Regions from separate parts of the Mus musculus genome. Here regions 1 and 3 are each linked to region 2. A link is a loop called in an ENCODE intact Hi-C map of the cell type or tissue named here. Cell type or tissue: heart. All regions are shown on one strand. Links, peaks and the distances in the headings refer to the core of each region. The heading gives the core; the rest is flanking DNA.

Region 1 (3,046 bases), core at 234-2,733, 220 kb before region 2:
GATAGATAGAGGAGATAGGATAAATTCATTGAATCCTTGTTTTACAGCTGGATACGATGTAGGCTTACAGCCGGGCATGGTGGCGCACGCCTTTAATCCCAGCACTTGGGAGGCAGAGGCAGGTGGATTTCTGAGTTCGAGGCCAGCCTGGTCTACAAAGTGAGTTCCAGGACAGCCAGGGCTATACAAAGAAACCCTGTCTCGAAAAACCAAAAAATAAAAATAAAAAAAAATTTTTAAAAAGAGATGTAGGCTACAAGTGATGACCTAAAAGCTCAGGAGTGAAACAGCTTGTTCAAGGTTATACTGTTGGAAAAAAAAAAACAGGGCCTGGCCTCTGAGGTCACACTATCATAAGTGGAATCCATCTTCAAAGCTACCGTCACAGACCACTAACAGTAAGGAAGCAGGAAGATTAAAGGCTGCTGCAAGCCAGGTGGTGATGGGGCCTACCTTTAATCCCAGCACTCAGGAGGCAGAGACAGACAGATCTCTGTGAGCTCAAGGTTGGGGGGGTGGGGCCGCTGGAGAGATGGCTCAGTGGTTAAGAGCACTGACTGCTTTTCCCGAGGTCCTGAATTCAATTCCCAGCAAACACATGGTGACTCACAACCATCAATAATGGGAGCCAATGTCCTCTTCTGGTGTGTCTGAAGACAGCTACAGTGTGTACTCATACACATTAAAAAAAAAAATCTGGCTGCAGAGTTGGGGTATATCTCAGTGGTAGAGGGAGTACCCAGTATACTGGCTAAGCTTTCAGCAGCCAGGAGGGGAAGGAAAAGGGACCAGACCCAACTACATCTGAGTAATATAACCATCGCTATGTACAGTGCCTCAGTCAGAGAGCCCAGGACCAGAATCAGAGGGCGGAGGCCTCACACTCTCCTGCCCAACCTCACACACATTAGCTTCTCGGTGTCTGTTCGATGGGTAAAACAAAGGCAGAAAAGGTCTCTTCCTCAAGCCAAGCCAGCTTGCCCAGGACACCCATCTTGCTCACAAGCACAAAAGGGCAAATCCGTGCGACCCTCTTAGCAGGAACTGGGAGAACCATCCCAGGAGAAGTTCCAGACAGCTGCAAAAACAGTCGCCTGTCCCAAACCTTTCATCATCAGAAGCTCCCAGCTGGTGTCAAATGATCTGGCCCATGGGCTGGGGAGGCCAGGCAGCTGGCTGAGCAGGGTCACAAGTACGTGTCCCGGCAGGTGTACACCAACGGCCTGAGGAGGTAGGGACATGTCTGTCAGGTTACAACTCGGGAGGTTTTCGGTTGGATGATCAGATGGCTTCGAGGGCTGCTTCTGAGACAGGCTCCCACTATGTAACCCAGATTGGCCTTGAACCTAACATCTCCCCCACCTCAAGCCTCCAGAGTGCTGGGTTACAGTCATGCCACACACTATCTCCTTTCCTTCCCATGCTTGTTCTAAACTCAAGTCATAGTCATTATGGCTCGCCCTCCACGCTCCACGGGCTTTTGATAAAAGCAGAGTGTCCACTGTCACCGAGTTACACAGAACAGTTTCAATACTCTGAAAGTTCCTGTCAGTCCACCTTGTAACTGAACCTTTGGCTACTTTGTGGGTTCTTTTTTTCTTCCACCCTTCTCCACCCCCTAACACTAAATAGTAGAGAAAAAAGCATAGAGGGGAAAGGGGGCGATGTTATCATTAGACTACTTCCTGCTGATTAGGGGTGTCAAGTTCTTGGGGCATGTTTGATCTTCACCCACCATCAGAATATCTAATTTCTTCTTCTCATCTCAACAAACTGTGTAACAAACGACATCTAACCACCAGCTGTCCAAAACAACCCCTTCTATCTATCTATCCATCCATCCAAACATCACACACTCGCAGAAACTATCTGCAGCTGACAAAACCATGCCTCTGCTAGAGCACGAGGCAAATCAGAGTCAGCTGCTGTGGACAATCTGAAGCAGCCCCATATCCCACACCTGGGATTAAAATGCAGACACATTCTTACAATATTTCTGTGTCTTTAAAGAACAAAAAAATTTCACTATCTTCTGCCTTCTTCCTTCTCCCCTTTCTAGAGGAGCCTCATTTTTTCAGATACAAATATGAAATTAGAGGATTCCCTGGCTTGTCTAAGACTCAGGACACAAGAGGCAAAGCCTGTTCTACACAGCAAGTTTCAGGCCAGGCGGGGTTTCAGAATGAAACTCTCTCAAACAAGCAAATAAATAATGCTGTCTTATGAAGATGGCATGCCCGGTGCACCCATGAGTACACTGGTTACCTCACAACACCTGTACAAGGTCTAGCCAGCGTGGGTAGTGAACAGTGGGCAGAAGTAATTGGACTCAATGGGTTATAAAATTAAAAACAACAATAATAAAAAAAATTTTTTTAAGAGGGGCGCTCAGGTAAGCTTGAAACAAGGTCCCAAATCCTCTCTGTCCCCATCCCTCGTGTGTCTCACATGCTCAGCGCATGGCAGAACTCTCCCTTCTTAGCCCTTTGCCAGCATCGGCCAAACCCACACGCGCATGCGCACAGCTCACCATGAGGCTCCGCTGTACGTTCTCCAGCAATGTCTGAACCTCCTGTAGATACTTCCAGGACGGGTGGCCCTCGAGAAGTACATCCATCACAGACTCAGTGGCATTGAGACTCACCAAGACCCACAGGTACCGAAGCTCTCGCTCACTCACGTGAGCCTTCTGCTGCAGGGACAGGAGACATCAGTGACGCACAAGCGTAGGCCTCTGGGCACTGACCACTCCCCTACCCCCATGCATTTGCCACTGCCTGGGACCCATCACAGTCACCCACGGCTGCCAGCAGACAACCTTGGGCCTAGGTTAGTGGCAGGCTTTGCTTGAGTGGCTAGGGAAAGGCCAATGGGACAACCTGCCAAGACCCACAAGCTTCTAAGTGACTTGTGGCAGGCAGCGGCTCCCCACCCCGGGAAGGGTCCTCACCAGCCTTGTGATGTTGGCCACTCTGAGTACCCCCTCATAAGGCACAGCAATCCTGTAGTTGATGGGGAAGTAATGTTTCTGAAGAGGAACAAGAAC
Region 2 (2,949 bases), core at 1-2,500:
GAATACCCATGTGCTGCATTCCCGAGGAACTGCTAGAAGCTGTTCAGAGCCTGGCCCAAATCTCCAGACCTCCAAGCCCTTCATGTACCTTTCTCTCCTTGCAGGTCCAGATTTACAACCCAGCCTTCTTCAAGTACATTCACGACAGGTGGACCGAGCACCACGGGCGCTACCCTTCCACAGGAATGCTGGTGCTCTTCTTTGCACTACATGTGTGTGATGAGGTAGGCAGTCGGTGTTGTCTAGAGCAGAATTAGGAGAACCATAAACAGAGGAAACAGCCCTTTCCCCATCTTAGCTGTGGTTCCCGGGAAGTAGTTTTTGTAAACAGAAACCATGTTTTTTCATATCTGTTATTCCTATAAACAATATTTTTGCATTTCCCATCGTCATTACCTTTTAAGATTTACTAACAAAACTACTTCATTTAAAAGGCACATTTTTAGCAGGGTCATGGTGGCACCTGTAATCAGATACGGAGAGTTTGAGACAGGAGCAGCGTTTGAGGCCAACCTGGGCTACATAAGACCCAGTCGTGAAAAAGCGAAACACAAATGAGAAAGAGACAGAAGTCCCCTCTGAGTCAGTGCCCTTATGTCAGGCCTGGGTGTCCCCAACCACGCCCCCGACTCCCAGTGACCCCTGTGCCACCCTCCTCACAGGTGAACGTGTATGGGTTCGGGGCCGACAGTCGAGGCAACTGGCACCACTACTGGGAGAACAACCGGTACGCGGGCGAGTTCCGGAAGACAGGCGTGCATGACGCCGACTTCGAAGCCCACATCATCGACATGCTGGCCAAGGCCAGCAAGATCGAGGTCTACCGAGGGAACTGAGCGGCCCTGAGCGCCTTCAGAACCAGTCACTTCTGGGTCCGGCAAGCGCCGGTTGCAGCCCACCAATCAGACTGCGCCGTCCCCAGCAACCAATCAGTGCTGCAGTTGGGAGGAGCTTCTTTCTTAGCCAATCACGCAACTCAAGGAGAATTTCCGGCGCCGCCGTCTCCACCAATCATGGCCTTGGGAGGCGGCGGGCCTCGACCCCCTCCCCTAAACCTGCTTTGGATAAGAATTTTGATGCTTTTTAAGAGGCGGGTCTGGGGCTGGGCAGGAGCGCCTTGAACTGCTCATTTCCAGCTTAGGCCGGGTGGGTGAGTGAAGCCATCCAAAGAAATGTGGTTCCGGTGAGACACTCTCCAGGGCTTTCCGTGGCGCACCAGGTAGTAGGGGGTTGAATTCACCCCCTGTTGGGTTGATCTCCCTAGGGCCTCACTAGTGTCAGGAACGGGTAGGAAGCTTCACCGGGTCACATGCAAGGTGCTTCTCTCACATGTGCCCTCACTCCTGTCTCCTACCACCTTCTCAGCGTCTGTCCTTAGGTCCTGGGCCTCCTCTCCAGCTCACCTGTTGATTCGGAGACAAAGTGAGACCACCCTGACTCGGCTGCTTTTGCTCTCCCACACGTGACCCGTGTCTTTAGCCCTAAGGCGCGAGAGAGCAACACGGTTGGACAGTTGGCTGGAAAGGAGATCCCTGAGCATGTACCGTTTTCTTTCATTGTCACCCCAAAGAGGAGCAGGCAGCCTCTTGCTTGGGGGTAGGATTTGCTTTGGACTCATGCTTTAGTTACCCTCAAGCTGCCAGGGATGGCGATCCAACCAAGATTGCTTGACAATTGTTTGCGGGGCCTCGCGCAGATGGCTCGGAGCTTTGCTGGGGAGGAGCGGATTGGTGGCTGCCCTGCATGCCTCCTCCTGTCCGCACCTTTACCCTGCTTACTCGCCTGTTCTAACCTACTCTCCAGCTCCAGAAGGGCCGCTCAGTCAAGAATCAGGGGTTACAACTGGAAGCTACTTGCATGACTTGGTCACAGTTGAGGTTCACTGGGAGAAAGGGCTTCAGTGAATGTCTCAGGCCGCAGAAAACACGTCCCTGCTGCAGCGTCCACATAAATATTTCCCATTCTTAATGAGTTCACATTACCAAGCAGCCTGGTTGGGGGACAGTCACACATAAGGGAGAGTGTTAAGAGGTTTGGGATGAGGCAACAACCCTAAAAACTAATACATGGAGAACTTTGCTCGAGTCTGTTCCTTCCCAGTTTCAAAAGCACGGGTGGAGGAAAAAAAAAAAGGGAGGGGCGTATAGCAGAACCTCTCAGGGCTCGAACCATCGCACATAGTCACCGTTCCAGTTTTTGCCTGTCTCATCTCTGCTCTCAAGCTGCTGTGATGAGAAACGGGAAAGCAATGCAATTATGCCAAACAGTATTGAGAAGAGTAATTTATTTTTCTTCCCTTTGTTTTGTTTAAATCATGAATCCCCATTCTAGAAAAGGTAGGTCCCAGAATCTACATCTTTTTCTTCTAGAGTTATTTAAACATTCAACTTTCCCTTCCGTTTCTTTCCCTGAATTAAAAAGAACAAAGCCCATAGAGTCACTCATCTGTTCTGAACTGCACCATCCTAGGTGTCTAAGGAGGTAAGGGTGTTTGGGAGAACAACACAACTCTGATACCCTCTTACGGCTGAGGAGTCTAGTTCATGGGCTCTGTTCACTGAAGTCCCCCCTAAGGACTCTGAGTATTATGGTTTAAAAAAAAAAATCAACTTATTATGTCAGGCATGGTGGCATGTGCCCTTAATCCTAGCAGTTGAGAGGCTGAGGGGCAGGAAAAGAAGTTAAAGGCTAGCCTCAGCTACATGGTAACTTTCAAACTAACCTGGGCTACATGAGACCTTTCTTAAGGGGGAAAAAAAGGAGCAAAAAATCTCTAGTGAGTTCTCTCACGAGTTCTGACATTTTTCTGCTTAGCCCAATCGTGCTGTGTGGCCCACAGCTTGTTGCCAGTACAAAGTGCTATGCAAAGGAAGAGTTCTCTGGGAGAGCTGCGGAGGGCAGATAGTGCCTCTCTGAGTTTTGCCTGTCACTAAGGATAAATGCTTAAAC
Region 3 (3,046 bases), core at 234-2,733, 220 kb before region 2:
GCCTAGTTTAATATCTATTGTTGTTGTTGTTGTCAGAAACAATAATTAAACTTTGCCTTTTCTTTTTTTCTTTTTTCCTTTTTCCTTTTGAGCAAGACAGCCAGGCTGGCTGACATTACCTCCCTCATCAGTTACAAGCAGACATCACTAACTGGATCTCTCTCCTCTCACTTCCCGACACCTTGAAGATTTGGGGGCTTTGTATCTCCACTGTCTGGGGGCCATGCTCCCTCTTAGCTTCCGTTCCCCGTCTCCAGGATCGCCCTGCTCGTTCCCACGTGCTGGACCAAGTCCTAGGAGCGCTCTCTGTTTCCCCTGATACTTGGATCTACTCAGAATCTGAACTCCACACAAACCACAGTTACTGCCCTCTTCAACTGTAGAACTCTTGACAACCACTTTCTTGCAAGGATCACCTAACACAGCACTGGGCTGAAGGAACAAATAAACACAACCAGTATTAGGCCTACAAGATGGCTCAGTGGGTAAAGGGGCTTGCTACCAAGCCTGATGACCTGAGTTCAATCCCCAGGAACCACATGGGAGAAGGAGCGAACTAACTCCTGCAAGCTGCCCTCTGACCTCCATGCAGGTGCTGTGACACACACACACACCCTCCCGAACAAAATAAAATGTAAAGTAAATTTAAATAAATAAATAATCACAGTGCTGGGCCCATTAACATAGGCTTGCTTTTGGTCCCTGCCTTGCCTTGCAAATCCACACCTAGCCCACCCACTCCTGGAACCGTCTGAGACTTCGGCTCCAACCCTGGACGTCCCCACCAGCACTGCTTGCCTGGGTCACTCATCACCTAGCCAGGTCATAGCATCTTGGGAACATGGAGAACTTAAGCTGTAACTACAGCATGCCCTCAGGGACAGAGCCTTACACCTGAAGGGAGAGGTGGTTTCTGGGAATGGAAATGCAAGCAAGCAAGCACGCACCTGAATCCCCTAGGGAGTTGGCTAAGGTACAGGTGGACCAACTCCACCCCACATTTCTGATCCGACAGGTGGAGAAGGCACCTCTGCATTGCACTCCTGGTTGAAAGTGACAGCCACTGAGAACCCTGGACCCAAGTGACACTTGCAGACTGATAATCATAATGGCTACCTCTGGTCCACAGGGATTGTACATACAACAACAACAACAACAACAACAACAACAACAACAAGGCCTTTATCTTTCGGGGTGGGGTGTTCTATCCTATCCATAATGAGTCTTCTTCCCTATCAGCAGCCAATCAATCACTATAGCCTGTCAATCCATCAAGTCCCACCCCATGGACCATGTTGGCTTTACCCAATGTGTCCTTAAGATAGGAGTCAGGTCTATCCTAGCTGGGGTTTTTTTGTTTTTTTTTTTTTGTTTTGTTTTGTTTTTTGGTTTTTGTGTTTTTATTTTATTTTTGTTTTTGTTTTGTCTCGTTGACACCAGCTAGAGCTATCCAGGAAGGGAAGCATATGTTGAGAAAAATGCCCCCATCAGATTGCCTGTGGGCAACTCTGTAGCATTTTCTTGGTTAATGATTGGCGTGGGTGGGCTCAGCCAGCAGGGAGAAGGGCCACGCCTAGATGATGGTTCTGACTGCTAGAAGAAAGCATCCAGCCATAGAAAGCAAGTCAGTGAGCGGCTTCTCTCTGTGGTCTCTATTTCAACCCCCACCCCTCACCCCCACCTCCCCACCTCCCCACCCCGGCTTCCCTCCAGGGTGAGCTACAACTGTAAGCCGAAATAAACCCCTCCTCACCATGTCGATTTGGAGCCTGCTCTTTTATCACAGCAATAGAAGGCAAACTGGGACAGGGTCTTAGAATTACCAGAGCACCTGAGCCCAGCATGGCCGGCATGCAGCCCGTCCCTGAAAGCCTGTCCGCAGGTGACCTGCCTCCCCCGGATGAAACACACTTTGCAGCCAGGCTGCCATTTCCAATTGCAAGTGTTGTTTTCCTGCCTCTTCGACCAGGAGAAACTGGGGACCAGGCAGGGACAGTGTAGCTGTCACCCACAACGCTTTGCACCCCAGAAGCCACACAGCCAGTGTCCCACTGACCTGGTCAGGTTTTCCTGTCTCCTCCCCGCCAGAGACAAGAACCAAGATCTGGAAGCTCAAGGTGAGGTATAAGGCTTCCCCTGGCCCAGACACTGGTCGGGGGGAGAGGGGAACATGTGCCCCCCAACAAGGTAGCCATTTCTACTGGGATAAATGAAGCATGTCACCTCCATCCCCACTGACCAATGTGAATCTGTAAAATGGGTTGAATAACATTCCCCCTCCCAAATTCTTATTCACCTGGAATCTAAGAATGACTTTATTTAGAATTAGGCTCATTAAAGGTGTAATTAAAGCAAAGGCTCTTAATGTGAGGTTGTCCTGGGCTTAGGGAGAGCCTGGCTAGGTCCAGTGGCTGGTGTTCCAGGAGAAAGATATCGAAGAGGGAAAGGCCTTGCAGATGGAGACAGTGTGCAAACTGCTAATACTGGCACATGCCAAGGAATACCAGGAGCCACCAGAAGCTGGAGGAGGCAAAAAGACCCTCCCCTAGAGCCTTGGTGGCCAGTAACACCCCAATTTCAGACCTCTAGTCCCAAGAACTAGGAGGAAATACATTGACAGGGCCAAGTCACAAACTTGTGGTGATGTTAAGGTAGCCTGATAACCTCCAGGTCCCCCAGGTCCCCTGTAAGGCCCTGGCCAAATCCTGAGAGATGCCATCTGAAACACTCCTCCTTCAACCAGGCCCCTCCAGTCTCACTTCCTCTCAGGTGGGCAAGCCTAGTGAGAAGGCTCAGCCAATGCAGGCACTTGCCGCCAAGCCTGACAACCTGAGACCTGGTGGAAGGAGAGAGCAGACCTTCTTTCTCCAACCATCATATATACACACACACACACATCCCCCTTCCCAACATAATAAGTAAATAAATGCGATCATTTGGGGCTGAAGAGGTGCCCCAGTGGATCAGAGCACTTCCTGCTCTTTTAGAGGACCCAAGTTCAGTTCCCAGCACCCATGCCAGATGGCCGTAACCCCAGCTCCAGGGA

What was found. Peaks named below come from ENCODE experiments on the same cell type or tissue, not always from the same donor. Only the 100,000 strongest peaks of a DNase experiment are listed, where the experiment ranks them.
Region 1: a loop joins it to region 2, with 3 times the contacts of the local background. A loop is called at or near these places in 5 of 42 quality-filtered maps.
Region 3: a loop joins it to region 2, with 2.7 times the contacts of the local background. A loop is called at or near these places in 5 of 42 quality-filtered maps.

What each region holds. Positions count from the first base shown.
Region 1 is chr8:110,745,713-110,748,758 of GRCm38, forward strand. Il34 (interleukin 34) reads right to left here. Exons shown (of 7, transcript NM_001135100.2): 4 at 2,951-3,028; 5 at 2,531-2,692. Among named protein-coding and RNA genes, the nearest start is that of Gm15894, 8.4 kb to the right of the region's middle. In heart, for the core only: no CTCF peak of the experiment used is centred there; no DNase peak of the experiment used is centred there.
Region 2 is chr8:110,969,440-110,972,388 of GRCm38, forward strand. It overlaps St3gal2 (ST3 beta-galactoside alpha-2,3-sialyltransferase 2), which reads left to right. Exons shown (of 7, transcript NM_009179.3): 6 at 105-224; 7 at 663-2,949. The coding sequence ends at 836. Among named protein-coding and RNA genes, the nearest start is that of Gm51551, 19 kb to the right of the region's middle. In heart, for the core only: no CTCF peak of the experiment used is centred there; a DNase peak (open chromatin) is centred at 942; H3K4me3 peaks cover 1,471 bases; H3K27ac peaks cover 1,474 bases.
Region 3 is chr8:110,750,772-110,753,817 of GRCm38, forward strand. All of the region lies in intron 2 of Il34 (interleukin 34), which reads right to left. Among named protein-coding and RNA genes, the nearest start is that of Gm15894, 3.4 kb to the right of the region's middle. In heart, for the core only: no CTCF peak of the experiment used is centred there; no DNase peak of the experiment used is centred there.